Linked DNA regions of Homo sapiens: all the other regions are linked to region 3. Evidence: chromatin loops called from intact Hi-C (ENCODE). Cell type or tissue: A673. All regions are shown on one strand. Links, peaks and the distances in the headings refer to the core of each region. The heading gives the core; the rest is flanking DNA.

Region 1 (4,381 bases), core at 280-4,279, 140 kb after region 3:
AATCAACATAGGTGCCCATCAACAGTGGACTGGGTAAAGGAAATGTGGTACGTATATGCCATGGGATATTACTACTATGCAGCTGTGAAAAGAAAGAAGATCATGTCCTTTGCAGCAACATAGATGCAACTGGAAGCCATTATCCTAAGTGGACTAATGCAGGAACAGAAAACCAAATACCACATGTCCTCATTTATAAGTGGGAGCTAAACCTTTAATACACAGGGACCCTAAGAAGAGACCAATAGACACTGGCACCTACTTGAGGGTAGAGGTGGTAAGAGGGTGAGCATCAAAAAAACTACCTATTGGGTACTATGCTCATTACCTGGGTGATGAAATAATTTGTACACCAAACCCCCAAGACACACAATTTACTCACATAACAAACATGCACCTGTGCCCCCAAACTAAAAGTAAAAGTTGATAGGATAAAAATCATGAAATGTTCCATGTATCTCCAAGAAAGTCTTAGGCAGCAGCCAGATGTGCTACTACTGTGCCAATATTGGTTTCTATTACAAGGTTGGGAACACTGGCCCAAGGCAAAATTACAAAGCAGGTGAATTTATTTTTTGTGATTGACACCTATCTTTGTACTACCGTCATGATCCAATTCCTCCTTATTCCTAGCAACCCATGGACTTTATGTCACATCTCACAACATTCTCTTGATTTGCCTACTTTTTCTCAAAGTTCTCTTCATTTTTTTCCTCTTCTTCCTTGCTGCAAATCAAGTGTCTGAATTACTTAAGTAGTTACTGGAAAGAGAAGGCTCATTGGCACATCAGAGTAATTCCATTTAAAATGTTAATGCGAGCACTTAAGAACTTCAAATCTTAGCCTAGTCATTGCTGGTAATATGAACATTTAAAAATCCTTTAACCTCTTTATAATCATTAGTTTCTTTATCTTTGAAATAGGAAAAATTGTTATGGAAAACCAATAAACTTCTTGGCACAGTGCCTGGAAGATTGAAATCATCCAAATACTATTAACAGCTGTTGCCATTATTATTATTATCATCATTATTATTAAAGATAGGTGAGGCACACTTGCCAGAATATTTTGTATTAAGAAATATGTTAATACCAATAACAATTTGCTGGGGAGAGACTCCTACATGTAATGTTCTATACTGTCTAACAGAAAATCAGGTGTCAGAAAGCTAGTTTCTGAGCATCTGTTCAAAATACTTTGAAGTTATGTTACTTGGTGCATTCATATCATGGGTTGTTATGTTCTCCTGACTTTAACATATTCTGTGTGTTGAAGTCTTTTCCTGATAATAATATAACCATACTTTTTGGTTTCCAATTGTTTGGTATAACATTTTTTATTGTCTTACTGTCAGTATATGTGTCTCATATCTGTGATATATACTTACTAATGTGTTTCCTGTACAAAGCATATACATTTGGGGGCCTTTTTTTGTGATTTAGTCTGACAAACTCTGGCTTTTTATAGACTGTTTATTTCATTTACATTTAATGCAAATGTTGAGTTAAGTCTACCATTTTTCTATTTATACTATCTACTTTTGCTTTTTTTTCTGGTTTCTGTGGCAGAAGCAATTGTGCTTCATGACTTTCTATATGTCATAGTTAGATTCCTGGCACTGGAATGAGTATTTTGATTTAGAAAAAATTTTATTTTTTTCTCAGTGATATGTAAGCCTTTTAACATAATTCAATGAATTCCTTGTTTCAAGCACTATTATGTCTTAAGAAGAAAAGTTGTTATTGATTTTTGACCAGATTTTTCATAGTTGTTGACTAGAGAAAAATTCTCCTGTTTCTCCCAGTGTCCATTTAAAACCAATTTATCTCTTTGGAGACCCCAACTTCAAGTTATTTCCTAGGTTTTATGCTGCAACTATTTCCTTCCTTCCTTCCTTCCTTCCTTCCTTCCTTCCTTCCTTCCTTCCTTCCTTCCTTCCCCTCCCTCCCTTCCTTCCTTCCTTTCTTTTTTGGAGCAAAGTAGTGTTAAGAGACCATGTCTTTACTTAATGGGCATCTATTGGAGTCTACCCAAAACTAAAAAGATTGTGCAAATATATTATAATATTCCTGTGGAACAGATGATGAAATGTGAGATGTATAGTAATGAAACAAGGTGGTTTCATGGGCAATTCGGCAGCTTCATCTATTGTGTTCCCATAGAGATTGAGGTCAATCTGGACAGAGTCCTCTAGCTAAATGCCACTGAGCTTCTGTCTGGGTATGTCCCATTCATTATATTTTGAATTCAATAAATTAAAACAATACTTTAAAAAACATGTTTTTTTTTCTAACCTGTGGGAAATCTACCTGCATTTTAGGGGCATAACATGCTAGTTTAAAGAAATTTTTTTTGTAGGTACCTTGCATAGCATTAAAACTGATACTAAAAAAAGCAAATGCAAGTACTTTTCCCCTAATCATGTTCATCTTTACTCCCATTGGCACCCTTGGTTTTTGGGCTCAAGATTCAAAATTATTTTAATAGGTAAGAGGAATTGACATTGACCAGGTAAAATTTAAGTAGAAAAAGATAAAATTTGATATTTAAGAAATTATCTATGTAAATATTTTTAGCAAATGTATAGAGGTATAGATATAGAGAGAAATATGTAGATATACTTGCATATGCATACACACACATGTGCATGTGCACACACACAGAGAGATGCTTATCAGAAATACCTGAGATTTGTAGCTTTATCCAAATAAAAATAATTGGTTTGCAATCAAAACCAAACATGGGATTCAAGAGTTAAAAAAATCCTAATAAAGTGTTACAATGCACACATAAAAGCATACATAGTTCAGATCATGCAAGAATATCTGGGAATACCTGGAGTATTATAGCTGCCCTATTACTTTTATTTTATTGCAAAATGGAAAGTAAATAAAAAAGTAAGACTGGGATAGTTAAGACCAAAATCTATGTCATATACAGAATAATTGGGGAAAATAAAAATACTTATTGTGACAATCAGAAAACTTATAGGGAACATGAAAACATTGGAAGCCAAATACACGGTTTTATATAGACTATGCAGGCATGTTTTTTCCTGCTACTTTAGATGAGAAGTGATTTTTAGATTTTTCCCAAAGTATTCTTAGTGATACTTGTCAAATTTCTTTGAGAAGTCATATTTCATTAAAATATTATCCGAATTGTTTCATTCTATACCATAATGTGTTTGTGTTGGTATAATGTAAGAAATCTTTTCTCTTCATTCTCTTCATATCTTCAGGGCAGGGCATTTATATTTATCCTGTGCCATCAGGCATAGTCTCTGAAATGCACAAGCAAGTGCACCTAGGTATTCATACTATAGGGTGAGATGTGACCAATGGGCATGCATTCCCAAGAGTTATATTTTTTCATTTATTATTTTAAAAGATCATTCAAAACAAAAACTGAAATATAATTTTCTAAATATTGATTGTGTTTACTTGAAAATTTGAAAATGAGAGACCAGAGCCTGAATAGCCATTTTCACATTTTTTTTGATCAGGTGTAGAAAAGATTCCTACAGTAGATTTAACTTGTAATAGATAATTTGTGAGTTATTTGAGTCTATAATAGCTCTAAGATTGGAGATTACGTATGCTACTCAGAGAAAGAAAAGAAGATGGGAGAAACAAGAAACCTGAAAGATGTTCAATTCAATTAAATGTCAAGTATTAAAATTTTAGCCTGAAGGAATGAAAATTTCAGGTTATAGACAATGATGGAGACCTCCAGGTAGCCCAGGAAAATGACTGTTATTGAATTTGGATCTCTCCACACATCCTCCAGAAACCTATACAGACCAATAAGAAACATAAATGCAACCCACATAACCCCCAATGTTAACCAAACCAGAAGAAGAATAATTCCCCAACTTCAAATTACTTGTTAGTAGAAAAATATAGGCTGAATTTCAGCAGAACATTCAACTTAAGCTCTAGCCACAAGTCTTTGAGTAGAGGGAGCAATATTCCAATTGCCCCACCCCATCTTGTCAAAGTACGTAAAAGAGGAAGAACTGAAGGGCCAATATTAAACCTGCACATAATGAAACGATCTGTTAAACTCTTGAGTGAAATGGCAAAGGCAAAGAGAAATATAGAATTCTTAAGACATAATAATAATGAAAATATTACATATCAGAACTTACAGAACACTTTTAGAGTAGATATCAGAGAAAAATTCATAGAACTAAACACTTTTATTAGTAAAATAGTGAAAATAAAGTAAATTCTCAGCTGAAAAGTTAAGAACCTCTCCCCAGCAAAGTAAAGAGAATTAAAAAACCAGAGAAAGAAACAGTAAAGATAAAAGTAGAAATTAATGAGCTATATATAGAAAGATAGTAGATCTAAGATACAATTAACTTGTTAAAATTCTG
Region 2 (4,381 bases), core at 84-4,083, 610 kb after region 3:
CAATGGCTGACCTAATTTACATTCCCACCAACAGTGTATAAGCATTCCCTTTTCTTTGCAACCTCACCAGAAACTGTAATTTTTTGACTTTTTGATAATAGCCATTCTGACTGGTGTGAGATGGTATCTCATTGTAGCTTTGATTTATGTTTCTCAAACGATGAGTGATACTGAGATTTTTCTCATATGTTTGTTGGCTGCATGTGTCTTTTCTTTTGAAAACTATCTGTTCATGTCCTTTACCCACTTTTTAATGGGGTTGTTTTTTGCTTGTTGATTTGTTAAAGTTCCTTATAGGTTCTGGATATTAGACCTTTGTTGGAAGCATAGTTTGCGAATATTTCCTCCCATTCTGTAGGTTGTCTGTTCACTCTGTTGATGGTTTCTTTTGCTGTGTGGAAGCTCTTTAGCTAGGTTGGGGAAGTTTTCATGAATGATATCCTCAAATATATTTTCCAAGTTGTTTGCTTTCTCTCCCTTTCTTTCAAGAACACCAGTGAGTCATAGATTTGGTATCTTTATGTAATCTCATATTTCTCTTATTTGTCTTTATTTATTTTTAATCCTAATGAGTTGTTTCAAAGAACCAGTCTTCCAGCTCTGAGATTCTTTCCTCAGCTTGGTCGATTCTGCTGTTAATACTTGCAATTGTACTCTGAAATTCTTGAAGTGAGTTTTTTATAGTTCAGTCAGATACATTTTGTTCTTTCCTAAAATGGCCATTTTTTTCTTTTATCTCTTAAATCATTTTTATTGTATTTCTTAAATTCCTTGGATAGGGTTTCAACTTTCTCCTGGATTTCAGTGGTCTTTGTTCCTATCCATATTCTCAATTCTATTTCTGTCATTTCAGCCATTTTGGTCTGGTTAAAAATCATTGCTGGTTAACTAGTACAGTTATTTGGAGGTAAGAAGACACTGGCTTTTTGAGTTGCCAGAGTTCTTGTGCTAGCTCTTTCTCATCTGTGTGAGGTGATATTCCTCCCATCTTTGAAGTTGTTCTCCTCTGAATGGATTGACTTTTTTTTTTCTTTATCATCTTTGATTATCTTGGGGGTTTGATTGTGGTATAAGGTAGGTTCAGTTGACTGGGTTCATTTCTGGAAGATTTTAGGGCTCCAGGGCACAGCTCAGCACTCCTGATGTGTGTGCTCTAACTCTGGGGAGCTGGTACTGAGCCCCTGGCTTTGTTCTCTAGCTCCTGGAGGTTAGGAACCTACTGCACTGGAGGGGCTTAGGTGCTGCCATTTTGCTGGCCAAAGGACTTCTTTGGGGTGGTGGCAGCAGGATCCATGTTCGCTGATGTATGCCAGCAGCTGTGGCAGCAAAGCGGGGTGCATGCACATTGGCTGGGGTGGTGATATGGCTTGGATTTTGTGACCCCACCCAAATCTCATGTTCAATTGTAATCCCCAGTGTTGGAGGAGGGGCCTGGTGGAAGGTGATTGGATCCTGGAGGCCAACTTCCCTTGCTATTCTTGTGAGAGTGAATGAGTTCTCATAAGATGGGTTTGTTTAGAAATGTGTAGCACCTCCCTTCTCTCTCTTCCTTCTTCTCCAGCCATGTAAGACATGACTCCTTCCCCTTTGCCTTCCTCTGTGATTATAAGTCTCCTGAGACCTTTCCAGCCATGCTTCCTGTGCAGCCTGCAGAACTGTGAGTCAATTAAACTTCTTTTCTTTATAAATTACCCAGTCTCAGGTAGTTCTTTATAGCAATGTGAGAACAGACTGATACAGGTGGGGTACTGGTGGAAATGGGGCTGCAGCTTTCCTGCATGTGCGGATGCTGTCAGTGGAGCACAGGTGGGGGCATGGTTGTCAGTGTCCATGCTTGCAGTTGCCCTGGCAGTGGTGGGGTGCTGCCCCACATCTGCCAGCTCTGTGTGTGCATTCACACTGCTGGGGGAGGGGGGTGGTGGAGTTGCCAGCATTCATGTGTTTGCACCATTAGTGGTGGCAGTGCTGGGGGAGCAGGGCCACTGGTATCCACGCACATGACTGCAGTGGTGGCATGGAGGTTGGGAGGAATTTCTGGTGTCCATGCACACATTCATGCTGGTGGTAGTGTTGGCACAGGTGTGGGGGCATAGCTGCTGGCATCTGTGTGCACATTTGCACCGGTGGTGAGGTGGAGCTGCTGGTGTGCATGAACTCGTTAGTGCCAGTGGCGTGACTGTGCGTGTGTTTGTGTGTATCACCATTGTCAATGCACGTGTTTATGGTAGCAATGGCAGTATGGCTGAATAGCAACGTTTTGGGGGTTGGGAGGACAGTGAATTGTGGTCACGCTGGCAGCAGTGTTGGGTTGTGTACATTCATATACACCAGCAAGGGAGGGAATGCTAGGCTCATCTGTGTGCACACACCAGCAAAGCCATGGCAGGGAGAGGGGGTTATGGGTGAGTGCGTGCCAGCTAAGCAGTATAAGAGTCTGCACTGGGGGTGGGGTTGGGCACACTGTGCGGGGGAGGATGGGGAGGGGGTGCTGCTCTGCTGGAGCTCTCTAATGGTCAGGCGCCACCTGCTGGTGAAAGAGCTATCATGAGGGTCTCCAGGAAGCACCCTAGTTAGGCGTCATTTGCCAGCGGGTGTGGCCTGGCTGGGGCCTTGGGAGAGGCCAGAAGCCAGGAGGACACTCAGATGAAATTGGTTCCATTACATGGGCAAGACCGCCCTGCTCTGTCCAGGTCCAACAGTCTCCCTCTGGCCAAAGTCTCCTGGAGGAACATGGCAGGACTTGGGGGCTGGGCATACCTGGTCCACTCTAGTGCTCCACTGCAGACATTTCTGTACCAAACCGTCTGGGCTCTACAAAGGCTAGAGTACTACAAAGGCTAGAGTACCACCTCTCAAAGCAGCTCTTCATGCCAGCTCAAGTGTCTGTGGGAAGTCCATGGTAGAGCAGGCTACTCCTCATATTGTCCAGTTCCTTTTTTCTTAAGTCTTACAAACTCTATTCATTTCCAGTTACTTAGGGTAGCACCTTTTCTCCCACTCCTTTCAGTGAGGCTGTTTCATACACTTGTAACACAGTTGCATTCTGTTGTCAGTCTTCATTCATTCCTGGGATCCCATGATCTCCTAAATGATATTTTTGTTTTCATTTGCCTGTATTAAGTTTCAATCTTTGTGTTGTAAAGTTCTATAACATTTTTGACATATGCACAATGCCAAATACCCACCATCACAGTGTCCTGAAAGATAGTTTTACTGTCCTGAAAATTGTCTGTATTCTACCTATTCTGTCTCTCTTACCTTTCCCCCAAAATGATGACAACCACAAATCTCTTTAATGCTTCCATAGTTTTGCCTTTTTCATAATGTCATATAGTTAAGATTGACTTTTTTCACTTAAAAATATGTATTTAATGTTACCCATGTCATGGCTTGATAGTTTATTTCTTTTTAAGTCATTGAATAAATTTCTATTGTTTGGATGTAGCACAGTTATTTACCTACTTGCCTACTGGGGTACATCTTGGTTGCTTCCAAATTTGAACAATTATGAATAAAACTGCCATAAACAGTTATGTGCAAACTTTATGTGGACAGCTTTCAGCTCATTTAGGCAAATACCAAGGAGCTCAATTGTTGAATCTTATGGGAAGACAATGTTTAGTTTTATAAGACTGCCAAACTATTTTCCAAAGTAGCTGTCAGGCCTCTGAGCCCAAGCTAAGCCATCATATCCCCTGTGACCTGCACATATACATCCAGATGGCCTGAAGCAACTGAAGATCCACAAAAGAAGTGAAAATAGCCTTAATTGATGACATTCCACCATTGTGATTTGTTTCTGCCCCACCCTAGCTGATCAATGTACTTTGTAATCTCCCCCACCCTTAAGAAGGTTCTTTGTAATCTCCCCCACCCTTAAGAAGGTTGTTTGTAATTCTCCCCACCCTTGAGAATGTACTTTGTGAGATCCACCCCCTGCCTGCAAAACATTACTCCTAACTCCACCTCCTATCCCAAAACCTATAAGAACTAATGATAATCCCACCACACTTTGCTGACTCTGTTTTGGGACTCAGCCCGCCTGCACCCAGGTGAAATAAACAGCCTTGTTGCTCACACAAAGCCTGTTTGGTGGTCTCTTTACACGGACACGAGTGACAGTAGCTGTATAATTTTTCATCCCCACCAGCAATGAATGAGAGTTCCTATTGCTCCACATCCTTGTCAGCATTTGGTATTGTTAGTTTTTTGCACTTAACATTCTTATGGTTATGTACTGGTATCTTCTTGTTGCTTTAATTTGCAAATCCCTGATGATATATAATGTTGAGCATCTTTCATATGCTTATTTTCATCTGTATATCTTTTTTGATAAGATGTCTGTTCAGATCTTTGAGTTGTTAATTTTCTTATTATTCAC
Region 3 (4,381 bases), core at 84-4,083:
TGCAATTCTCTTTTCTTCTTTGGAAATAGGGGATCTTTATGGCACAAACCTTTCTAGTGATTAGCAAAATTTCAGTAGTAAATTTACATATAAATAAATTTGATTCAGAAAAGCCATGCACTGCACATAATAAAGTGATTTATAACAGGAAAATCTAAAGAACTAAAACACAGACTCTGCCCTCAAGGAACTCAAGGCAGCAACTATGACAGATACATTTTTAAAAAAGAAACATAGTCCTGTGTCATATGTATACAATATAGCTATTAATAAAGAATATAAAAAATGAAGCATTTAAGAGTCTCACAAGAATATTGTCATAATTAGTGAGATACTGTGGAGACACCTTCATGAAACTGAAGGTCCATTTCTGTTTAATGGGGATATCAATGGTCATTGCATAGTAGGCCTCTTTTATGAAATAAATAAGTTAACAGGGCTAAGGCCTTTAAATACTGGCTGGTACATGTTAAGCTGTCAATATGTGCTAGCTACTTTCAATGGTCATTTCTTGTTGCTATGAGCTATTTCAAAGCTCTTCATAAATAGATGATAATGCCACCATTTCCCAAGTAGGGAGAAAGACTTGGTAATAATAGTTATTCAAACTATATAGAATACGTTGCAATAAAGGATTATGCCACCTAGAACTGTGGAGTTATCACTATTGAGAAAAAGAATTCCGGGTCTTTTTTTTTTCCCCCATTACAACTCAACTAAAAAAAGAGACCCTTAGTGTAAAACATGTAGCCTGCACACAAAAACATGTCTGATTGACTTTCAAAGACTCACATAAATTAAACATCTCTTGGATAACATCAAACCTAACCAGTTAGTTCCCAGGTCTCTATATAAATTGCCACATAACTTTGTGCCAAAATGAATGATGGTGGCTGTGTCTCCTGGATGACCAAAATCAGACTTAAGGAGTGAAAAAATAAACTGAGCACATTCTTTATTGCCACATCAACAAAATGAAACAAAATGATTACTTATTTTTGGGGGGTTATGTTGATGACAGATATTGTAGGCATATCCACTCACTCTCAATTTATTTTTAAACACCCAGCACAGTCGGGGTTACACAGTGAGGAAAAGTCCAGCTGAGTGACCTCGGAACAGTTGCTACCAATGCCAGACATCAATTTCACCCTCTTAGATCAGAATATACCTCTCTTGTTCCTTCCTGAACTAAAAAGCTACCACCTAAAGAACGTAATTATATTGTGGATACAATGATTTGGCATTCATTTCAAAGTTTCTTTTAAAGGAATAGTTTAAAGTGTGTGTGTTACAAAGTGCAGAGCATTGCTCAATGTTGATTTGTCAAACGATGACAATTTAGCCCTTGAAACAAACGTTTCCCAAAATAACAGCATTTGGGAAACTTTGAGCTCTATTTCAGTCCTTTCAGAGAAACTGAGAGGTCTTTCACATTCTGAAGGCAGAACACTGAGTAATAGAAGAAACGAGAAGTCCTCTGTCTCCATCCCTCTGCCTGGGGACCCACTGGACTATTATTAGCATGGGATACAAAATAGATTTGGTAAATATTGGAAAAGTCTTGCCAAGCAGCGTCTCAAAGACATATGGTCTTTTGTAAGTGCCATGATCATTATAAACAAGCAAGATGTTCTAATTAAGGAAAAGTCTTTGTAAGGCAACTTGTTTTACAACTTAGCATTGAGGTTCCAAATTAGATAGGCAAAACTTTGGGGGTTGGGTAACCCCTATTCCTTCTTCCAGGCGGACTCTTTAAGACTGAACCAGAAAGCTGCCATCTCTACTTTGACCACTAGAGGGAGGGCAACTACGTGAAATTGCTCAGCGAGGAGGCGGTTTCTCCAATCCACGCAGTCACCCTTCCCTTCTCTCCTCTGTCTTCCCAACAAATCAACCAGCGGTAGAAAAAGATCTTTAGCTTTTTGAGAGAAGGAGAATGTAGGGAATGTGTTTCATCAATGCATATCAGCCCTCTCTTTCAACTTTAGTTGGGGTTATAGTGTGGGTATTACTTTTTCATTTTTACAAACCTCTCTAAACAAAGTACAGATTTGGTGGAATGAGGGAATAAATGGCCAGTCTTCTGAGTCCTGTCTTGTGGAGTGTGCCTGGATTTTCTACTATAAAATGATCTCTTTTGGGTTGTCATTAATCTTTATAATGATTTCATGGGATAAAGGTTGGACTAGAAGAACTTTGATAACTCTTGCAAGCCCAAAATTCTGATTCTGTATCCTTCAACTGGGGTATGAACTTGTCAAGGGTAAGTAAGTAAGTAAGGGTAAGTAAGTATAAGTAGGTGTTACTTATAACACCTACTGCTAAGGCCAATCCCTTATCAGATGCTCACTAAGGAGTCAATGATTGATGAGACTGGTCGGTTTATATGATTACTTGCCATCTAGAAGCACTCATAAAGAATGGGACATAGTTTTTATGCTCAAGATGTATATTGTCTCAAATTTTTTTTTAACTTGTTGAAGCTTAGGACAGTAGTGGTTAAACAAAATGCTTATAAATAGTACTCCTTTTCTTCTCTCTGTAACCTCCTCCCCTGGTATGTACAAATACATACCCATCACAGGCAATATACCCCACACACCAAATACACACACATGAGCACACACACATTCAGGTTCTAAGGCAAAAATCTTTCCCAAAAGACAGTATGCTAGAAAACAAGCAATTGTGGGGACGATAGTCTTCCTTATCCTCCTAAAGCAATAAGGAGTACAATAAATAAGAAAACAGAACTATTTATGATTCACTACAGAAAGAGGTGTTTGTAAGTCTTTTATAGCACCATATAATTATAATCATAAAAGGCAGAGACTTAGAAATAATTCAGAGATGATAGTGATGTTAGAAATCAGCCCTCCTCTTTGGGTTCTTGTTTCTTTGAGACAGGGTCTTGCTCTCTCACTCAGGCTGAAGTGCAGTGGTGCGACCCTAGTTCACTGCAGCCTCGACTTCCCAGGCTCAAGCAATGCTTCCACCTCAGCCTCCCAAGTAGGTGGGACCACAGGTGTGCACCACCATGCCCTGCTAATTTTTGTGTGTTTAGTAGAGACAGGGTCACACCATGCTGTCCAATATGGTATTGAACTCCTGGGCTCAAGTGATCCTCCTGCTTGGGCCTCCCAAAGTGCGGGGATTATAAGTATGAACCACCACACTGGCCTTTTTTTTTTTTTTTTTTTTTTTTCTTCGAAGCAGTAAACCGATGCTGAGGAGCTACACAGGTAGTTATTGGTGTGTGGGGACCACAATGTAGGTCTTTTTGCTCCAAGTCCATTCTGTTATATTTTGCAGTAGAAATATCTGTGCAAGGCCGGGGGTAGTGGCTCATGCCTGTAATCCCAGCATTTTGGGAGGCCGAGGAGGGCGGATCACGAAGTCAAGAGATCGAGACCATCCTGCCCAACATGGTGAAACCCTGTCTCTATTAAAAATACAAAAATTAGCTGAGTGTGGTGGCGCAAGCCTGTAGTCCCAGCTACTCGGGAGGCTGAGGCAGGAGAATTGCTTGAACCCTGGAGGTAGAGGTTGCAGTGAGCCGAGATGGCGCCAATGCACTCCAGCCTGGTGACGGAGCGAGACTCCATCTCAAAAAAAAAAAAAGATCTGTGCAAGCTGTCCCTAGCATTGAGAAGCTGATCTTTCTATTAGGTTCTGAAAGCCAAACTATATAAGTAACAAGAATCTGGAAAGGAAGTTCAGTTGGAAAATATTGCCAAATAAAAAATGAACTAGGACATAAAAAGTAAGCCTTCCCTAAAGAGAAGAATTCTAATAGGAACAAAAAAATGCCTAAAAATAAACTATGAAATGGCTTTATTGTTACTAATTTAGAGCCATTAGTAACAAACATGTAGACACTAAGTAAATGCATGGTTTATATCTTGCTTTTGATTGAACCACAGGAAGAACTATGAATGAGGACATAGAACAGGCTTGAGGCTGCTGTCTTTAATTTGATACTGCCCCTTTAACATAAAGAATGTAAAAATTATCAAAACCTACCACAGTAATCTGAATACTAATAATAGAGTTGCTGTCTGTGTTTGGTGAGACTACAAATTCAATTAATTCCAATGCTGGTTCCAATAAGCTCTTTATGAGTCTAAAGGGATTATTAACACTGTGAAGTCTGAAAGATTGAATCACAATAACAATTTCTTGCAAGATTTTTGAAGCTTTGAGCAGGCTTGCTTTCATGGAAATAATAATCTGTTAACCTAATGCAGTAGACGGAGCAAGCAGGAGAGAGGGAGCAAAGGAATGAGGGATAAAAGGTGGAGAGGGGAATCACATGTCTCATTCTGATTCATCTGCCAAGTCAAAGTCTGAGCTCAGTGCCAATGTCAGGTTTGTTTGT
Region 4 (4,381 bases), core at 146-4,145, 390 kb after region 3:
AGTAGACTGAGTCGAATTTCTCACAGGAGAGGGACATGTTAACTGGACAGTGTCTTATGCACTAGCAAACACTGCTGTCTCCAATTCTGGCTTGGCAGCTTACTCATGTTCTTGGAATTGGTCACTTTTTCATTTCCTGGATCTAGGTTTTGTCAACTGTATTTGTCAATTTTTGTCAAAATTAACGATCCTGACTCAGGTTTTGTCCACAGGTAAAATTCAAAGGCTAGCAATCAAAACTTCAGACAATAAATATTCATTAAATATTTACTATGTGCCAAGCATAGTAAATATTTACTATGTGCCAAGACACTGAGGTATGTAAAACAGATAAAAATCCCTGTACTCATAGAATTTAGAATTGTGTGCGTGTGTATGTGCACATACAGGGATACAAATCTATATAATTGTATACAGTATGTCAGATGGGGAAAGGGGTTAAACACTTGTAGGTTTGTACTGTGTCCAACTGCCTAAGCTGGAACCATGTTTCCCAGCATCCCTTTCCTCGTATGGTTCCTGGGTGGAATTGGCCAAAGAGGAATTTTCGCAAGGTTTGGAGGTTGGAAATGAAGCAGCAGCCGTGCTATCTGCACATCATCATGGCTACATGCTGTGAAAGACGGATGCAGAGGTGCCAGAGCCTTCTGCCTCCTCCTCTCCCCTTGCTCTGTGTCCAGCTCTTTCTCCTGTCTGTCCTGCTGACCTACGGCAATCTCAGGCCGACCAATAGAAGCAGAGGCAAGAGCCTTCTGCTGACTTTACCAGCTCTCCTATGCTGCCCAATTCCAGCTCCATGTGCCTCACCACCAGTATTCTTTTGGAAAGCTCCTATTTGTCCATCATCTGCAACAGTGCTTCAGGAGGGCTGCTTCAGGACATTTCTCCAGCCTCCTAGTTCCCTTCTTAGAGGCTTTGTTCCCCAGTTGTTCTTTGTGTAAGGCCTTATTTCTATAATACACCCATGTTTCATCCCACTCTTAGTGGTCCTGCTTCCCTAGTTGAACTGTGACTGATACAAGCATTACGGAAAAGTAAGTAGGGTCAGAAACAGGAAGTGCTTATGGGAAGTGAGCTGTACTTTTAAATAATATAATTGGAGAAGTCTTCACTAAGAAAGAGATATTGGAACATAAAGCCGAAGTGGTAAAGAAAATAATTTTAAAAAATCCTTTCTCAAGCACATGAAGACTATTCGAAGTATAATCAAAGTAATAAAAGATTTGGCGGAGCAACACCTACAACTTTATATATCTTATAATGCTGCATAAATATACTAATCGCAAAAATACTCTATGATTTTCTTCAGAGTCTTCTTTTGAAGTTGTATTTTCTTAAACGTTATGGCATCTTGCTGAGGCAAAATCAAGACCAGAATTGTTCTTTGAGCTTTTAGAAGGAAAAGAGCTCTGCAGGTATGAAGCCATAAGGATAAAATATCCTCGTTAAGTCACATTGCTCCCTGACTACTGGAGCTCAGCCATCTATTTTCCCAAACACACTCCTCCAGCTTTGTCTCGCGTTTGCAAGAGCAACTATGAAAAGCAAACATGAAGAGTGTAAGGAAATCAGGGGAGACAGCCCCTGAGAAGGAGAAAGTGATATAGGAAAGTGTCTCCGTCGGGATTCGTGGAGATGAACTTCTTGGCTTTAGAGTGTTAAGACAGGATCTGCACTCAGCTGGTGTGCTAGAGAGAGACGAAGCCGCCTAACCAAACAATGCACAGAAAGGAGACCCTCTGCTCCTGTGTTTTTCTATCAGCCGCACCAAGGGCTTGGTTTCCTGGCAACCTGCCACGGTGCCTTCCCTCCGCGGAGGCTCGTCTGCCCCTAGGGGGAGCCAATCGGCTGTCAGCCTCCAAAGAGTGCCTGCTCATGGGATGGCAAGCTGGCTCTCTTGCAGAGCGCAATTAAAGCATCTGCCAGGAAAAGATTGTTTTGAGGCAGGTATGCATTTGATAAATTGGTGTTGTGGGCATCCCATGCCAAGGTATCGGCGGTTGCTAATGGACAATTGTGAACTTTCTTCAAACTCCGAAGTCTTAAGCTAAATACAGGGCGGATGTCTATACACAGTACTCTTTAGATCGTGGCAAATAGTACTCTCACCTATTTGATAATAAATCTGCCAAATTCCGATTTTGCAATGAAAAATGCTTGTTTCATTCTTGGTTTCGGTTTTTCTTAACTAGATAAAATTGGTTGAAATGAATATGTAATAATTTCATACATTTTAATACTTCAAAACGTATGACATTTTGCACATGTATTTCCCTACTTCTAATGTTCTCTCTCTCTCTTTCTCTCTCTCTCTCTCTCTTTTTTTTTTTTAATCGAGACAAGGTCTCATTATGTTGCCCAGACTGGTCTTGATCTCCTTTGCTTAAGCAGTCTTCCCGCCTCAGCTGCCTAAAGTGCTGGGATTACAGGCATGAGCCATCATGCCTGGTCTCGAACGTTCTCTTGAGGAAGCAATATGCACAACTAGAAAGTGGGCAGACAGGGAACAGCAGTTTTCACTTGGAGAGGTAAAAGCTGAACATGGCCTTCCATGCATGTGGAAGGCAACTTGGCAAAGAAAAATGCGTCCTACCTACATTCTCTGTTTCTACAACTTCACTTTTTGGACCCACTAACATCAGCTCAGAAGCAAATTCTCCCCACACACTGTGGATGTAGCTTAAATCAAGTCAAAGGGAAGGCCTAAGGGCTAGAGTAGGAAAGTGCCTAACCTTTGCATATGACAACTCACCCAATGACTCGCCTATTTAGAATGGTTCCCATTTACTCAAAATTTGGAAAGAAAGAAAGAAACCAAGCCAAGTTCATGGCAAAGTTCAGCACCAGGAAGAATCTCTTTACTTTAATAATCTCCTCCCATCTTCTTGATTTGATTTTTCACACATTCATTTATTCATCTTACATTCCAGAGAAACTTCTGGTGTAGGCCAAGACAACATCTATAGTTTCATAGAAACTACTCATTGAATTGAAGTAAACAAACTGGAAAGCAAAAGCCAAACAAGCTTGTCCAATCTGCGGCCCGTGGGCTGCAATGTGGCCCAGGGCAGCTCTCAATACTGCCCAACACAAATTCACAAACTTTCTTAAAACATTATATCTTTTTGTGAATTTTTTTTTAGTGTATTTTATGTGTGGCCCAAGACAATTCTTCCAATGGGGTCTAGGGAAGCCAAAAGATTAGACACCCCTGGTCTAGTATTTGTCTGTTTAAACTGTTTCACAAAAGCCAGCAGGAGACACTAGCTGTATTATGAACATCACGTGAATGTTTCTTATCTGACCATACTGCTCAGATATGTTGATTTCCTCCCCCATATATAGTATAAGCTTGCTCCTAGGACAGAATAGGAAAATATCTAATATTATCCTTTGAGTTCAGAAACCTCACTGTGCACACTGATATGCTAGTTTTACATCTTAATGTAGTGAAAATCTAACCTTCCCACCTATGATAAATACACGTAACTTGACCTGTAACTAGATACTTTTCAAATAACACTGACTGGGCATTTATTCTTTTAAAAAATCCCTCTTTAGTGCTAGCTTCTTCCATTCCTTCTGTAATCACTTGCATATGGGAAATGAAACAGTCCATTGCCTCTATTGTGTTACCTTTGGAATCCCACAGGGCTCCCTCTTTACCAAACAAGCAAGGACTATATAAGTAAAATGAGGGCAAATTTTGTAGAACAGCAGGAGATAAGAATATGAAGATATTTTTTCATCTTTCTTTTTTTTTAAAAAAAATTCTTATTTGCAAGTTTGCAAGTCTTTCCTTATGACCGAGTAGCTGGAACTCCATTTGGCATACAAAGGTTTATTTTTTGTCTTATTCATCTCATTGAGAATTAGCTTTAAAAAGGAAAAAATATGTATCTTCTTGATATTAAGTTAGTAATGTACTGCTCTAACTAGTCATAATTTATGCTTGAGTCAGTTTGTATCACAAGTATACTTAGAATAAGAATGCCTTACAAGCATTTACCTTTCAAAATAAAATTGTTTTATGATTTAAAAATATGACAACATTAAAAAATAAATTCTAAAAGAAAAATTATTTTTACATTTTCCACAGCTCTCCCTAGCTCTTATTTTAATGTTTTATGATGTTTACAAGGCTAGAGTACCAGAAGCTTGCTTTTTTTTCTTTCTCATAATTATTCATGAAATTCAATTAACTTGTCATCAAATGAACTATTATGTTATCGTGGTCTTTTTGACCCTAGCAGTCAGACGTCCTGTGAGATACCTGAGTCAAAGTTTTACCTCATCTTCTTCTAAATTTTACTCTTTATGGAAATTAAACCCTTTATGAAGACATCCAAGCATCATTTTAAGCCAACTATTTACAAATCAG
Region 5 (4,381 bases), core at 103-4,102, 1.5 Mb after region 3:
CAAAGAGGCAGAGCCACAACTACACATCAGACTAGGTTTCTAGAATTTTACTAGGTGGTGTCCCCTGCCCTAACTGCCCCAACCCCTCGCACCTACCCAGCAGACAGGGACTTGTGTGCAAGATGAGAACAATAAAGAGACCTGGTTTTCTTTGAGCAGAAAAGTGTAACATGAGCAAATTTGCCACTTGAGTTCGGCAGCTTCAGGAAGTCTCAATTAGCTACATGTATAGACGAAATATTCTGAACCTTGGAGAAGATGCTACTGGCTTCAAAAAGACAAAATTTTGGCTAGATGCAGCGGCTCATATCTGTAATCCCAGCACATTGGGAGGCCAAGGCAGGAGGATTACTTGAGGCAAGAATTCGAGACCAGCCTAGGTAAAATAGGGAGACCCCCCCATCTCTTTAGAAATAAAAAATAAAATTGGCTGGGCACAGTGGCCTATTCCTGTAGTCCCAGCTACTCAGGAGGCTGAGGTGGGAGGCTCTCTTGAGCCCAGGAAGTCGAGGCTACAGTGACCCATGATGGCACCAGTGCACTCCAACCTGGGCAACAAAGCAAAAGTCTATCTCCAAAAAAACCAAACAAAATTTAATCCTTTGACCATGTGATTTTGTATCGTATGTTATACTATATTATGTATTATGCATCATGTGTATACATTATTTAGACATTTTTTGCTTTTAAATTCTTCAAGTGGATGTGCCTAGGTAGCTGGACATTTTGTCTTCTCGTCCTTCATCCCGGGTCCGGGTCATCCCACACATGCACCACCTCTTGGGCAGATCAGGGAGCTCTTCTGCTCTGTCAGAAATGAGACAGGAATGGAACAACTGGCTGTGTGGTGAGGTAGGGCCGGGGAGAGGAGAAACTCAGGGGTACAAGGGTGAGGGGAGGGAGAGAGACTCCTAGTAAGTCTTCTCATGAGGTCCGAGAGAGAAGCAGCCACATGATGGCTACAGAAACAAGGAATGAAAGCTTTCATGTCTGGCGTGTGGAGCACATGGGGCCATCTGAGTGCTTTCTCCAACCTTGGAGAAGGCACTTTCTAGTCTCTGCACAAGGGAGATTATGAATTATGGATTATGGATTGCAATGGGGATACTTGAGTCAGAGGTAAGAAGGTGAAGTGCATGTCCTACTGGAAACTGTGTGTGTGTGTGTGTGTGTGTGTGTGTGTGAGAGAGAGAGAGAGAGAGAGAGAGAACACGAGTAAGAACAGCAAGACTGGCTAGTAAGAAATCTACTAGGAATGCATTTCTAGCATGAAAGGCATGATCCTAAGATTATACATAAACACAAAGAATCAGCAGCCCAATTACATTTCACCTGTAGTCCCAGCTACTCAGAAGGCTGAGGTGGAAGGATCACTTGAGCCCAGGGAGGTCAAAGCAGCCGTGAGCTGTGGTCATACCGCTGCACTCCAGCCTAAGCGACAGAGCAAGACCCTGTCTCAAAAACACAAACAAACAAACAAACAAAATGTTATTTTATTCTTTTTTGTAATTTGGAGCAATTTTGATAACTAAATAATATTTAATTAACTCAAATTTTCTTTTCTAACAGTTGACTCCAACTTTCTTTTTGAACCAGGAAAGAAATACGTTACACATGGATATGCTAGTCAGAAACAAAAGTCATGGGTAAAGTAATGAATTTTCAAAGTTACTTTAAAACAGGCCCATTTTTGTATATGTATGTGTGTGTTTTCAACCACCATGGCTTCCCAAAATTAAAATATACTGGGAAATGGGGGACTATAGGGATGGGGTGGAGTAGAGATGAACAAACCAACATTTCCAATTCCTGAACAGGATTCCCCCAACTTGCTATTAAGACACTGGGCTGCATGCAGGATTCGGAATGTTCATATATGGACAACCTAATCCATTGTTTTATTTTCACTCCTTCAGCCCAAACAAGTGTCCTCACTCTCTTCTGTCTTGCTTCTGGATCTTAATGTTTGCATGAACAAAACATTAAGAAACGAGAGAGCAATCCAGTGTAGCAAAGCGCTATCGCTGCAAATAGTCATCTTGAGGTTTGTTGGGATTTTCAGAAAGTAAGACACGTTCACGGTTATGAGTGGGCATCCGATTTACCTGCTAGAAATGTAAGTGACTCTTCACATGGGCCCTTTTCTCCAAAAACACCACCTTTCAGAGAGATGAAGTGAAGTGGGGAGACTAAGAATCTAATATTTTCAGCTACATAAATTCATTTCAGCATAAACTCATCTCAGCTTGAAAATCTGAACAATGTAAATTTACTCTCCAGAGAGAAAGATAAAGAGAAGAAACGGCAAGATTTCTCCCTGGAATCTGTTGAGAATAAAGAGGGAGCATGGGTGTGGGGACGTGCATTTTGTGCTGTACCTTTGAAAAGAGAACAGAACACAATGTCCTAAGATAAATCGTCATTTTCTGAAGCCAGCATTTTCTCCCAAATTCTTAAGGAAATGTTGCCACCTTCTGGACAAAAGCTTAGTAAGCATTCACCACAACCCTGCTTTCCAGCTTATTTATAAACTCGTTTACATGAGTTAATAAATAATTTTGCTGTGACTTTTCTATTATTCTACCTGCACAGCACTGATAGCCTCAAAAACTCAAGTCACTATAAAAGCACTAATCATATGCCTAACAGAACAGAAAGCCCACTTTGCCAATTAAGCAGATTCTTCAAGAGAGAAATAATCACACTGACAAAGTTTACCAGATTTTAAAAAATCTCATTCATGGACTTCTTAACTCTTACAGGGTTTGAAGAATGGTGGGTAGACTCTCAACCAGGTTTTCTCTTTACAGTTTTTTTTTTAATTACAACTTCTCTCTTTTAATAATAGGTTCAAATTCATCTAACCAAATAGTCTTGAATTTGATTTTTTTTCAATGTATTTTAAGGTCATCAGTAATATTTTGAGCATTCAGAAACAAAGACATCTGTGCTCATATCCTGAGAATTTGTAAAATGCTCACATTTCTTTACCGTAATGGGTGGGCCCTTCCCATCAGTCAATTCTCATTACCAATGTTTTCAATAAAGCAAGGCAGTTAAGGTGGACACGCTTTATGTGAAGAGCTATGCATTGTGCAAAGAAGGCGCCTGCCCACTTAGTACTGAGCATCTTCCCCATGCTTACGCCTGAGGTTTGCGTCTCCAACGTGGAGGAGTCTGCAAGACGACGAAGTTCATTGCTCTGCTGGATGAGGACCGCATTACTTGATCTTCTCAGCGCTGTTTAAATGTCCAATAAACCCAATGTCCCTCTTCATTCAGGATCTCGCCGAGGGCTTAGAGGAAAGCTGCAGTACTTCTCAGAGAAGCTCTATTCATTTTTCTGAGGATGTGGCTGATGAAATTGACAGCCCTGTCTTCCTCATCCATGTTTTCGCAGGTGGGAAATTCGGTGGTGAAGCCCCAACTTGCGGCATGTCCCTAACACTGCTGATAGCCTTGTCTTCTGTTCTCCAGCCCTTCAGGTGGCTGACCAGGAGCCCTACTGCACGATCTAAGGTGTTAACTCAATTCTGTGCTAGACCGTTGCCTTGGTTTCCCCCACAGTCATTGCAGCAGCGGGCTACATGGCATCTCTGCAAATTAAAGAAGTGCACGGAAAGGAGAAAAGCCAACTGTTTTGACCAAATCGCAGACAGTGCTTTTCCTCATCCACCAGACATGAGAACCAATGGAGGCAAATGGAAAAAAACACATCCTTCTTAGAAATCTTGTTTGGGCCGGGCGCAGTGTCTCGCGCCTGCAATGCTGGCACTTTAGGAGGCCGAGGCAGGTGGATCACCTGAGGTCAGGAGTTTGGGACCAGCTTGGCCAACATGGTGAAACTCCGTCTTTACTAAAAGTACAAAAATTAGCCGGGCATGGTGGTGCGCGCCTGTAATTCCAGTTACTCGGGAGGCTGAGGCAGGAGAATTGCTTGAACCCGGGAGGCGGAGGTTGCGGGGAGCCGAGATCGCACCACTGCACTCCAGCCTGGGCGACAGAGCAAGACTCTGTCTCTAAAAAAAGAAAAAAATGAAAAGAAAAATATCTTTTCGTTTTGAATGGGGAAGCCCCTGGTGCAGAAATGTCTTTGGTACTGGTGATAATCTGGGCCTGTGAGTGCTAAATTGATTCTCTGTCCTGCAGGGGCTGAATATCAAGGAACAAATGCATTAATCATGGGAGAGCCTGTGTGCCAACGAGCATAAAGACCACTGCACCCAGCAGCGGCGATTGCGTGAACCTTTCCACAGACCACACGCTCCGAAGTAGCTCTCTGAAGTCTCATTACTGAATGTGTAGGGGAGGGATGGGGGGTTGCATCTGACTTTCACTGAAATGTGCATTTAGAAATAAGTGTATTTACATTTAGTTTTAT
Region 6 (4,381 bases), core at 231-4,230, 1.3 Mb after region 3:
AAGAGACAGACTAAGGTTGAAAACAACATAAAATTTATGTATTTCTTCATGACTTAGAAAAATGTACCTTTTATAATTTATGTTTAACATAATTTCTAGTGGCTATGCTTCCCTATAAACTAAAGCTGAGATTAATTCAACAGGATGGAGACACCAGTATTTGGGAGTTCATTATGTTCTTTGCAATAATTCAATGAATCAGAAAATAATAGAATTTTGAAATAAAATCCAATTCCCTCATTTTACCGAAAATGAAACTGAGGCTGTGACGCTTTAAAATATGCCTTTTGAGGCTGGGCATGGTGGCTCACTCCTATAATCCCAGCACTCTGAGAGGCCTAGGTGGGAGGAGCATGTGAGCCCAAGAGTTCCAGACTGTCCTGAACAACATAGCACAACCTTGTCTCTATAAAGAAAATTTAAAAAAATAACCGGGCATGGTGGCATGCGTCTATAGTTTCAGCTACTCAAAAAGCTAAGGTGGGAGGATCACTTGAGCCCAGGAGCTCAAGGCTGCAGTGAGCCATGATCGCGCCACTGCACTCCAGCCTGGGTGATGGAACAAGACACTGTCTCTACAAAAAAATAAAAATAAAATAAAATGTGTCCTTCATAAGATGACCTAACTTAGGGGCAGAGCTGCCAGCAAAATTTCAGGGCTTCCAACTCACAGTCAAGGAGACTTTATTGAGTTCAGTACATAGTAGAATCATTTATATTATCAGAGCATTTCTTTTTTTCAGTATTTATCTTAGGAGTTGTTTCTTTTAAAAATTCCTATTTGTTCTGATGCATATATTTCTTTTTTTTTACAGATCATTTTTCTCTTATAAAAATTCTGTAAACACAGCCATTCTTTCTGTATTTGTAATTTGAGGACCGACTGGAGTTATTCCTGAGAGGGCTATGTTCCTGAGAGAACAAAATTATTGTTTTTGAAACTCTAGAGAGAACTGCTCTGGCAAAAGAAATGTATCTTTTCATCTACAGTCATTCTGAGGTGAAAGATCTCATGATCACTCTGGACTATACAACCCACAAGCAGACTTCAAGGATACCTACAGGAACCCCAGAAGTCCTGATTGATCACACAGGCCCTAAAGACCCTATCAACTTGTTTATCAACTTGCAATTCTAATTTCCTGAGAGTAAAACACCAGTAAAAAATAATCTCCTCCCTCAATATTCTAGAGAATGCAAAGAAATACACAGTCACTGTAGACCTGTGAGCTTTTGCCAAGTTTGGTTTTCATTATTATACATATGAAGAGAATCATCTTCGCCAAAATCTATAAAGGGGCTGATTAACTCAGCTCTGTAGTAATTGTTTCATATTAAATCAGTCCAAAAGTTTAGGGCATGTTTCTCAGGAACTCTTTATCTAGCATCAGGTATGTATCTAAACAGTATAGTATCTGTTAATTTTGAAGTTATATAAAAAAAGAAAATGTGCATTTTCACACGTCTTAGTAGAAGCTCTTTACAGTTTATATAATCCAATGTTGATAGAGTAAAATTTTTTTATTCTTTCCAGTAATCAAAAAGTAGTCAAAATAAACAAAAGTTTCAACTTTTAGAGGTATCATTTTTTAGATTAGATTGCTTATATGGTTTGATGCTTTCTTAGAAGGTTGAATGATTCTAAAATGCTTTTAAGAAAAACATCAAGAATAAAAAGAATTACTTAAAACCAGGTCAAATAAAAAAAGATTATCAGAGATCTCATAAGGCTTGCAATATCATTTCAAGATTTATTTTAAAAGTAAGATTGCACTTTGTTCACTATTCTTCCCCTGCCAAAAGACACAGAACTTCCTTGTGAAACTGTGTTTAGGATCCATACCATAATATCATCTTTTCCAGGAAACTGAATCATAAAGAGGTCTATAGGGTGATCCTAGGAATGAAATCCCAAAATTCCGCAGGATGGGGCTAAGGTTTGTATTTTCAACCTGAGAACTTCAGGCTGCTTCTCCTTCAGCAACCTCCTCCTCTTCTCCACTGCAGCTCCCCCCAGCCTCCCTGAAGTCCCAGGGAGCTGGGGCCTGTCCTTCCTAACACAAACTTTCTTTCTTCTGGAAGTGCTGGAAAATCTCAGAGAGACTCACTGTCTCCCACATCCTGTAAATTTACCCAGGAGAGAAGCACTGTGCACACTTTGTGAGGAGGGTCGCGCTCATTGGAGAGACTCGGTGAAAGCAACGAGGAGACTGTACAAGCACACACGCAGCCTCTTCACCTCACACTCCACAGCTATTTCTCATGCACTCTGGCCTTAACTTTGCTGACCTTGCCACCGCAAGGTTTTATATCACTAAATAACAGAGCACGAGGCTGCCATGGTGGACAATCTGCCTGCACTTGCCCCTCCACATCACCAAAGCTCCTTAGATCCCATTCATCAAATATTTGCTTTTACACTTAAACACACAATTTATGAAACACAATTTCTGGTTCACCTAACCCTTGCATGACGTGAGTTTTGAAAAACCAGTAAATTTTCCTGCTGACATTCCTCAAGTTACACGCTTTCCTGGTCCTACAGGCAGTGCAAGTTATCTGCTGCCCTCTTTTGAATTTTAGGGCACACTGCACTCCTAAATAGGGCCTATTGCCTGAAGACAGCCTCTTTTCCCTGTCTAGGGGCTGCTTCAACCTTCTGGCTAATCCAGAGCCTACTGGAACAGCACTTTAACTCCCCTTTTGAGTGCTACTTTCTCTGCTGGTGTTCTTCCAAAGCAAAAGCAAAACCAATTTTATGAAGCAGCAAAAGAAGTATAAAGCATGCTATTACTTGTTCTTTTCTTTTTTCCCAGCTTATTGAGGTATAATTGACAAATAAAAATTCCATATATTTAAGGTATACAACTTGATGTTTTCACATATGTATACATTGTAAAATGATCATCGCAATCAAGCTAATTAACTTATCCAACACCTGATATCATTACCATTTGTGTGTGTATGTGTGTGCTGACAACACTTAAACGCTCTACCCTCTTATCAAATTTCAAGTATACTGCACAATATCATTAACTATTGCCACCATGTTGTACACTGGATTTCCAGAACTTATTCATCTTGCGTAACTGAAAATTTGTACCCGTTGACCAACATCTCCTTACTCCCCCAGCCTCTCCCCATAACTACCCTTCTAAACCTGCTTTGATGAGTTTTACCTTTTTACATTCCATATATAAGTGAGGTTATACAGTTTTCTGTTTCTGGTTTATTTCACTTAACATCCTCCAGGTTCATCCATGTTGTCACAAATAGGAGGATTTCCTTCTTTTTTAAGGTCGAATAATATTCCAGTATGTATATATACACTACATTTTCTTTACCTATTCATCCATTGACAGATGCTTAGGTTGTTTCCATAACTTCGCTATTGTAATTTCATTTCTTATCCGCCTGCCCCCTCTGGGCTGATCTATTAATTCCCCTAAAGTGTCTGCATGTAGTTCTGTTGATAAAGATACTGAAATGAAGAAGTATGCCAGAATACGATTTGCAAGCCTGTCCAGCTGAAGATAGCCATCCTTCCCAGACAGTAGAGGTTGAGGTTCTCACAGCAGTGACAGGTCACAGGGACATAGGCAGCCCTTCTAGGAAGTTAAACCTGCTGGGCTAGGCACGGCTCATTAACCCAGGTTTTGTGCAGACCTCCCCAACAACTGCTCTGCTGCAATGGGAGCATTCTCCAGTAACCATTGGTACCATGGCCCCTCCCTCAACCCCTCCCTCATAACGTCTCCCTGTGCTACCCTGACGTCCCTGGATAATCAACGCTCCTATTTCCTAGTGCCTACCAAACACGAGAAAGAACAGGTGAACATGACCCCTAAAAATAAAAAGAAAGAAACTATTGCCAACTTTTCCTCAAAATCATGCGGGGTTTTTTGGAGGACAAGAAGATAGCAACAATATAGTGCTGAGAAAAATCATAATATTGTGTCTGGAATTGGTGGGTTCTTGGTCTCACTGACTTAAAGAATGAAGCCGCGGACCCTCACGGTGTTACAGCTGTTAAAGTGGCGCGTCTGGAGTTCGTTCCTTCTGATATTCGGATGTGTTCAGTTTCTTCCTTTTGGTGGGTTCGTGGTCTCGTTGGCTCAGGAGTGAAGCTGCAGACCTTCGCGGTGTTACAGCTCTTAAGGCGGCGCATCTGGAGTTGTTGGTTCCTCCCAGTAGCCTTGTGGTCTCGCTGGCTTCAGGAGTGAAGCTGCAGACCTTCACGGTGAGTGTTATAGCTCATAAAAGCAGTGTGGACCCGAAGAGTGAGCAGTAGCAAGATTTATTGCAAAGAGCAAAAGAACAAAGTTTACACAGCGTGGAAGAGGACCCCAGAGGGTTTCCACTGCTGACTCGCGCAGCCTGC
Region 7 (4,381 bases), core at 247-4,246, 150 kb after region 3:
CTCTACCCATCACACTTGATAATAAATGCCAACAGTTAGCATTACTGTTTGTGAGCACCCCAAATTGCTGCAAAGCAGAAATAAGGCTTAAATGTATCATCTTTATCATCTAAAATAATTGACGTTTTTGCGATTGTCCTATTTACAGTCATGGATTGATTTAGACATTTGGGAAAACTGACCCCGTTAGCTTAGTGAGAAAGAAAACCCCCACATTTTTGGTTTTGATAAGTTTGTAATTTCTCAAAAGAAAATTGCCAACTTTTTTTTTTTTTTGGTATCCAGTTCTAAAGTTGAGGACTTACCTTCTAGTATCATCAAACTCTGTATAGTCAGTGATGCCTCCCCCGACGAAGTTAACTGTTCTAACAATGATCTTCCAAGTTAAAACTTTTGAAACATGGGAAATACATTTTATCCTGGGTGTGAAACCTTTATCACATTAAAGTTGGGAGACATTTGTCATTAACGATATTTAGAATTTCTACCCCCACCATTGCAGAGCTATGTTTCCTATTGTCTGAACCCTGCATGCAGAGCAGGAAGCTCATTTTCTTGTGGTTGAGCAAAAATGAAGGTTCTTAGTGGAGATAAGTAGGTTTTCCTTTTCAGTATAGAAATAAATAACAGTAGTAAATAAATTGAGAGGAGGAAGTGAAGCCAAGAATGAACTCAGGAGATGCCACTGTGCCCAGGTGTGCCCTTGAGGAGGAGGGACAAGGGGTCATAGCCTCAGGACTTCTTACCTGTTGGCAGGGAGGGATGCTCATGTGGCTTCATTAACTGTTCTTTCTTGGGTAGAAGGAACAGGTCTGTGTATGGAAAAAAGAACTTCAGAATTTGTTTTTGTTCCCCCTCTGTTACATCTGTGCCTCTGATTTCTGCCACAACCGATGTGTACGCATTCCCTTTCTCCATCACTGAGCTTCAGTTTGGTTGTATGCTCCAAGATTGCTTAAAAGACTTTCAATGAACCTAATTCTATTCTCTCCTAAAGCATCTCTTTGAATAACCGTTTAAAGGAGCTTACAGCCTTATTATAGCAGAAAGCCATTGTTGGTGAATTCAACAAGGTGGGAGACCACTGTGTTTGTTTCAGTAGTGCAGGGCGGTGGTGTTAAGCCCCTGGAAGGCACTGAGCTCTACACTGGTGCAGGCTAAGGAGAAAAGATTAGGAGCTGGGCTTGAGAGCTGCTCTTCTGGGTCCTTGCAGCGTGCGCTCACAGCAGGCAGTGGAAGTGTTATGTCTACTCCTGGGCAGAGGGGCCGTGGCCCTGGCTGCAGGTATTTCTGGTAAATGCAGGTTTGAGGGCATGAGGATGATGCTTTGAGCTTCCTCTGAATGTTTCTTTCCGCTTAGCTAACATAAATGTTACACATTCCAAACTTTTATAATAGAATGAGTGGGAGACATTGGCAGTTGTCAATAAAACAATTGTCTATGGTACTCCTTATGTAACAAACTGGATTTTTAAAACTTATTTATCTTAAATTTTATAATATTTTAACCTGTGGTTTTTCCCTCTCAAGACATCCAAATGGCTAAAAAATCTATGAGCAAATTATTCAATCAGTCAATAACATTAAAAAAAGTACACATTTTAAACCCCTTTTTATGGTAAATATGTAAAATGCCAAAGCACACCGTGTCTTGACTTGTATGTTCGGTTGGGATTTATATGCAACTTTTAAAAAGTGTAAAGAAAAGCAGTTTTTCTTTTCTAAACTTTCTTCTCAGTTAGGTTCTGCAAAACGCTCCCCCAATTCTCATGAAGTCTAACAGCTGCTATTAAAGCTTACTTTACATGCATGTAGTTAGCAGATATGTTGAAAACGTTTAACAAGTTAAAATGCCAGATATAGTTAGCATTTGTAATTACAAGTATTTTATTTCTCCATAAATAATTCCAGGATTGATTAAGTATAAGGTGACACTAGCCAGTTTTTGGTCTTTGTTTTTTTTTCTCACGATCCTCAACCTTCTTTCTTTTTCCTTGATTTCCTTATTGTCTTTCACCAGTATTTCCTAGTTCCATTCCTTTTTCTTGACTTTGTTCTTTTCTATATTCTTTCCTTTCCCAATTTTTCCTCTGCTTTTTAATTTTCTAGTTTCCTTTTTCCCTGTTTTTTTATTGTTACTTTTCTTTCTCCTTTGTTGTATCTTAAAAGAAGGAAGAAATAAACTGTCCACCAGAGGGCAATCTGATCCTGCGCGCGCGTGCGCGCGCGCACACACACACACACACACACACACACACACACACACTCTCTCTCTCTCTCTCTCTCTCTCTCTCTCTCTCCCTCTCTCTCTCCCTCTCATACACACACACACACACACACAGCCATTTTCTCTCATTTTTTTTCTTTTAAAACTTCCTTCCAGAGGAATATGATGGTTCAGAGAGTAGGTGGTAAAAAACCCTTTTATTTATAAACTCCTTTCATTATAGCTTCTGTGTGGGTGTGTAGTCTCAATGATTTGATTTGTGAAGACTCAAACTGTTGTAGGTTTGTATAAGGAGTATATAGACCCTTATTCTAACAGCCCTAAGAAAACAGTGTAATTATTTGGGGTTATCTTAGAAGCTGCCAAAATACATGGTGAAAATGAAAACTTGAGCTGTGAGATTTTGGATGTATAAGACATGGAAAATCAGCAGACTAATTTCTCGGGTGCCTTTAAATATATGTCACTCTAGCATTCAAGAATTTTACACTCTCATTTAAAAAAATGTGAAAGTCATTATTTTTCTATATTTAGCCATGAAAATGTGTAATAGGAATTAATACAACATTGAACAATCAATTTGTGATGATCCTTATGAATAGCGGAGCTACAGGTAGAGTTGAATTCTGGTTAATAAAATACGTTTTAAAAATATGATTCCTAAGTAGTTGCAGAGTGGCTTAATACAAAGTGATTTTCAACATCTTCCAGGGCCACCTCTGCCTCTTGAGCTCGGTCCTGCCTCTGTTCTCAGGTAAGCTGCTGCAATTCTGTGAGCCTCAGTTTACTTCCTTGTAAATGGAAGTATTTTCAACTCAGGTCCTCATAAGCTCTTTATATGTTAATATGTAGTGGCAGGTCAATGTCAAGAAGAAACGGTTTGAGTCAGCTCTCTTCCTGACCTCGCTGACCTGCACATGTCCATGTCACCTGAAAATGCCATTCTGGATCCCTCAGAGGTTTGAGTAAAGAAAAGAAATTTTCTGCATAGAAGCTTGGTGATTTTTCATCCCAAATGTGAAAGAGAGTCTGTTTTAACTTCATTATCTAATGCAATGAGAGGCAAAATGAGGGGCTATATAAATTCTCTGAAGAAGGACAGGTGGCTGGGTTGCCCACTCAAACGCTGAAATGCTGCGGGCAGAAAGGAGAAGAGAGTTTCATGGTTTGAGTTTTAGTTTCTCAAAACCTAGGCTATACTGTGTGTTCACAAAGACAAATGCTGAATTATCCCGGTGAGTGGGCTTAAACATTTACTGGCCTGTCGATACTCTTTGTCTATCAGCTCACCAAGTTCTCAGTTTTCCATTTGCCAACATCATAAGCAACTTGGAATTACAGCTCTGTGGTGTGAGAAGAAGCCTGAAACTATTATAAAAGCTTTGAATGAGGGCTTCAACTTTTACTAAAGCTTTTACTTCTCATTGTCTAATTTCATATGCATTAGCTGAGTCTAAAGGAGAAAAAATGTGTTTGGAGTTACCCCTATTACCTCTGAAGAAACATTTCCAGCAATAGTATTAGACCTGAACAAATCAGTAGACCTAAACCACGTGGATGGAACCATTTTTCTACATGCTCCGTTTTGCCAGTCCTGATTCAAGATATCTTCTAAGAACACTTCATGTCCCCATGCTTCTAAAAAGTTGGATTGGACTCAGTAATCCAAGGCTTGACTAGCAGTCTTTCTTATGTAATCAGCATAAACTTTGAAATGTATTGAAAGCTCCCAACGAATTTGATGGGACAGAGTATATTTAGAATTCACTAGTTTGAGATTACTAGGCTGTTAATAAATTTGGCCATTCCAATATTACATCTGAATAAAGTAAATGGGAAAAGTATCTATGAAAGTAAATTTTCAGTTGTATTTGAATGTAATGCCCTCCTAGCATTCTTTCCAAGAATTTCAATGGATAATTTCTGCCATTGGTTTAATTTATCAGTAGATTTGATCTTTATGCCAGGTAGAATGTGACCTTTTTCCACTGCATGACTTATTCTGGAAGTTTCTGGGAAGGTAAACATTTTGGAATGTGAAATGTGGTTGGGAACTTTTCCCTGCAGAAACACCGAGTACATAACAAGTTAAAAGGTATTTTCAATTTGGTGCTGATCCAGATTATAAAATGTGCTAAAGGGACTGAGCTCAGA

What was found. Peaks named below come from ENCODE experiments on the same cell type or tissue, not always from the same donor. Only the 100,000 strongest peaks of a DNase experiment are listed, where the experiment ranks them.
Region 1: it touches region 3 in a loop (7-fold over the local background); 10 of 110 quality-filtered maps call a loop at or near these places.
Region 2: a loop joins it to region 3, with 5 times the contacts of the local background. A loop is called at or near these places in 6 of 110 quality-filtered maps.
Region 4: it touches region 3 in a loop (4-fold over the local background); 6 of 110 quality-filtered maps call a loop at or near these places.
Region 5: it touches region 3 in a loop (6-fold over the local background); 73 of 110 quality-filtered maps call a loop at or near these places.
Region 6: it touches region 3 in a loop (3-fold over the local background); 30 of 110 quality-filtered maps call a loop at or near these places.
Region 7: it touches region 3 in a loop (4-fold over the local background); 12 of 110 quality-filtered maps call a loop at or near these places.

Annotation. Positions count from the first base shown.
Region 1 is chr6:18,732,381-18,736,761 of GRCh38, forward strand. No RefSeq gene overlaps it. Among named protein-coding and RNA genes, the nearest start is that of TRQ-CTG1-1, 100 kb to the right of the region's middle. In A673, for the core only: no CTCF peak of the experiment used is centred there; DNase peaks (open chromatin) are centred at 831 and 1,941; H3K27ac peaks cover 3,933 bases.
Region 2 is chr6:19,208,889-19,213,269 of GRCh38, forward strand. No RefSeq gene overlaps it. Among named protein-coding and RNA genes, the nearest start is that of TRQ-CTG1-1, 370 kb to the left of the region's middle. In A673, for the core only: a CTCF peak has its summit at 2,542 (motif pointing left); a DNase peak (open chromatin) is centred at 2,523.
Region 3 is chr6:18,594,625-18,599,005 of GRCh38, forward strand. All of the region lies in intron 4 of MIR548A1HG (MIR548A1 host gene), which reads left to right. Among named protein-coding and RNA genes, the nearest start is that of MIR548A1, 25 kb to the left of the region's middle. In A673, for the core only: a CTCF peak has its summit at 1,780 (motif pointing right); a DNase peak (open chromatin) is centred at 1,797; H3K27ac peaks cover 3,815 bases.
Region 4 is chr6:18,988,720-18,993,100 of GRCh38, forward strand. All of the region lies in intron 1 of LOC105374958 (a long non-coding RNA gene), which reads left to right. Among named protein-coding and RNA genes, the nearest start is that of TRQ-CTG1-1, 150 kb to the left of the region's middle. In A673, for the core only: a CTCF peak has its summit at 1,826 (motif pointing right); a DNase peak (open chromatin) is centred at 1,822.
Region 5 is chr6:20,054,113-20,058,493 of GRCh38, forward strand. No RefSeq gene overlaps it. Among named protein-coding and RNA genes, the nearest start is that of MBOAT1, 160 kb to the right of the region's middle. In A673, for the core only: CTCF peaks have their summits at 2,489 (motif pointing left) and 2,692; a DNase peak (open chromatin) is centred at 2,449.
Region 6 is chr6:19,849,457-19,853,837 of GRCh38, forward strand. No RefSeq gene overlaps it. Among named protein-coding and RNA genes, the nearest start is that of ID4, 14 kb to the left of the region's middle. In A673, for the core only: a CTCF peak has its summit at 2,574; a DNase peak (open chromatin) is centred at 2,565; H3K27ac peaks cover 747 bases.
Region 7 is chr6:18,747,343-18,751,723 of GRCh38, forward strand. It overlaps LOC105374957 (a long non-coding RNA gene), which reads right to left. Exons shown (of 3, transcript XR_926557.3): 2 at 747-812. Among named protein-coding and RNA genes, the nearest start is that of TRQ-CTG1-1, 87 kb to the right of the region's middle. RefSeq lists an enhancer at 2,076-2,370. In A673, for the core only: CTCF peaks have their summits at 2,170 (motif pointing right) and 2,369; a DNase peak (open chromatin) is centred at 2,189; H3K27ac peaks cover 1,637 bases.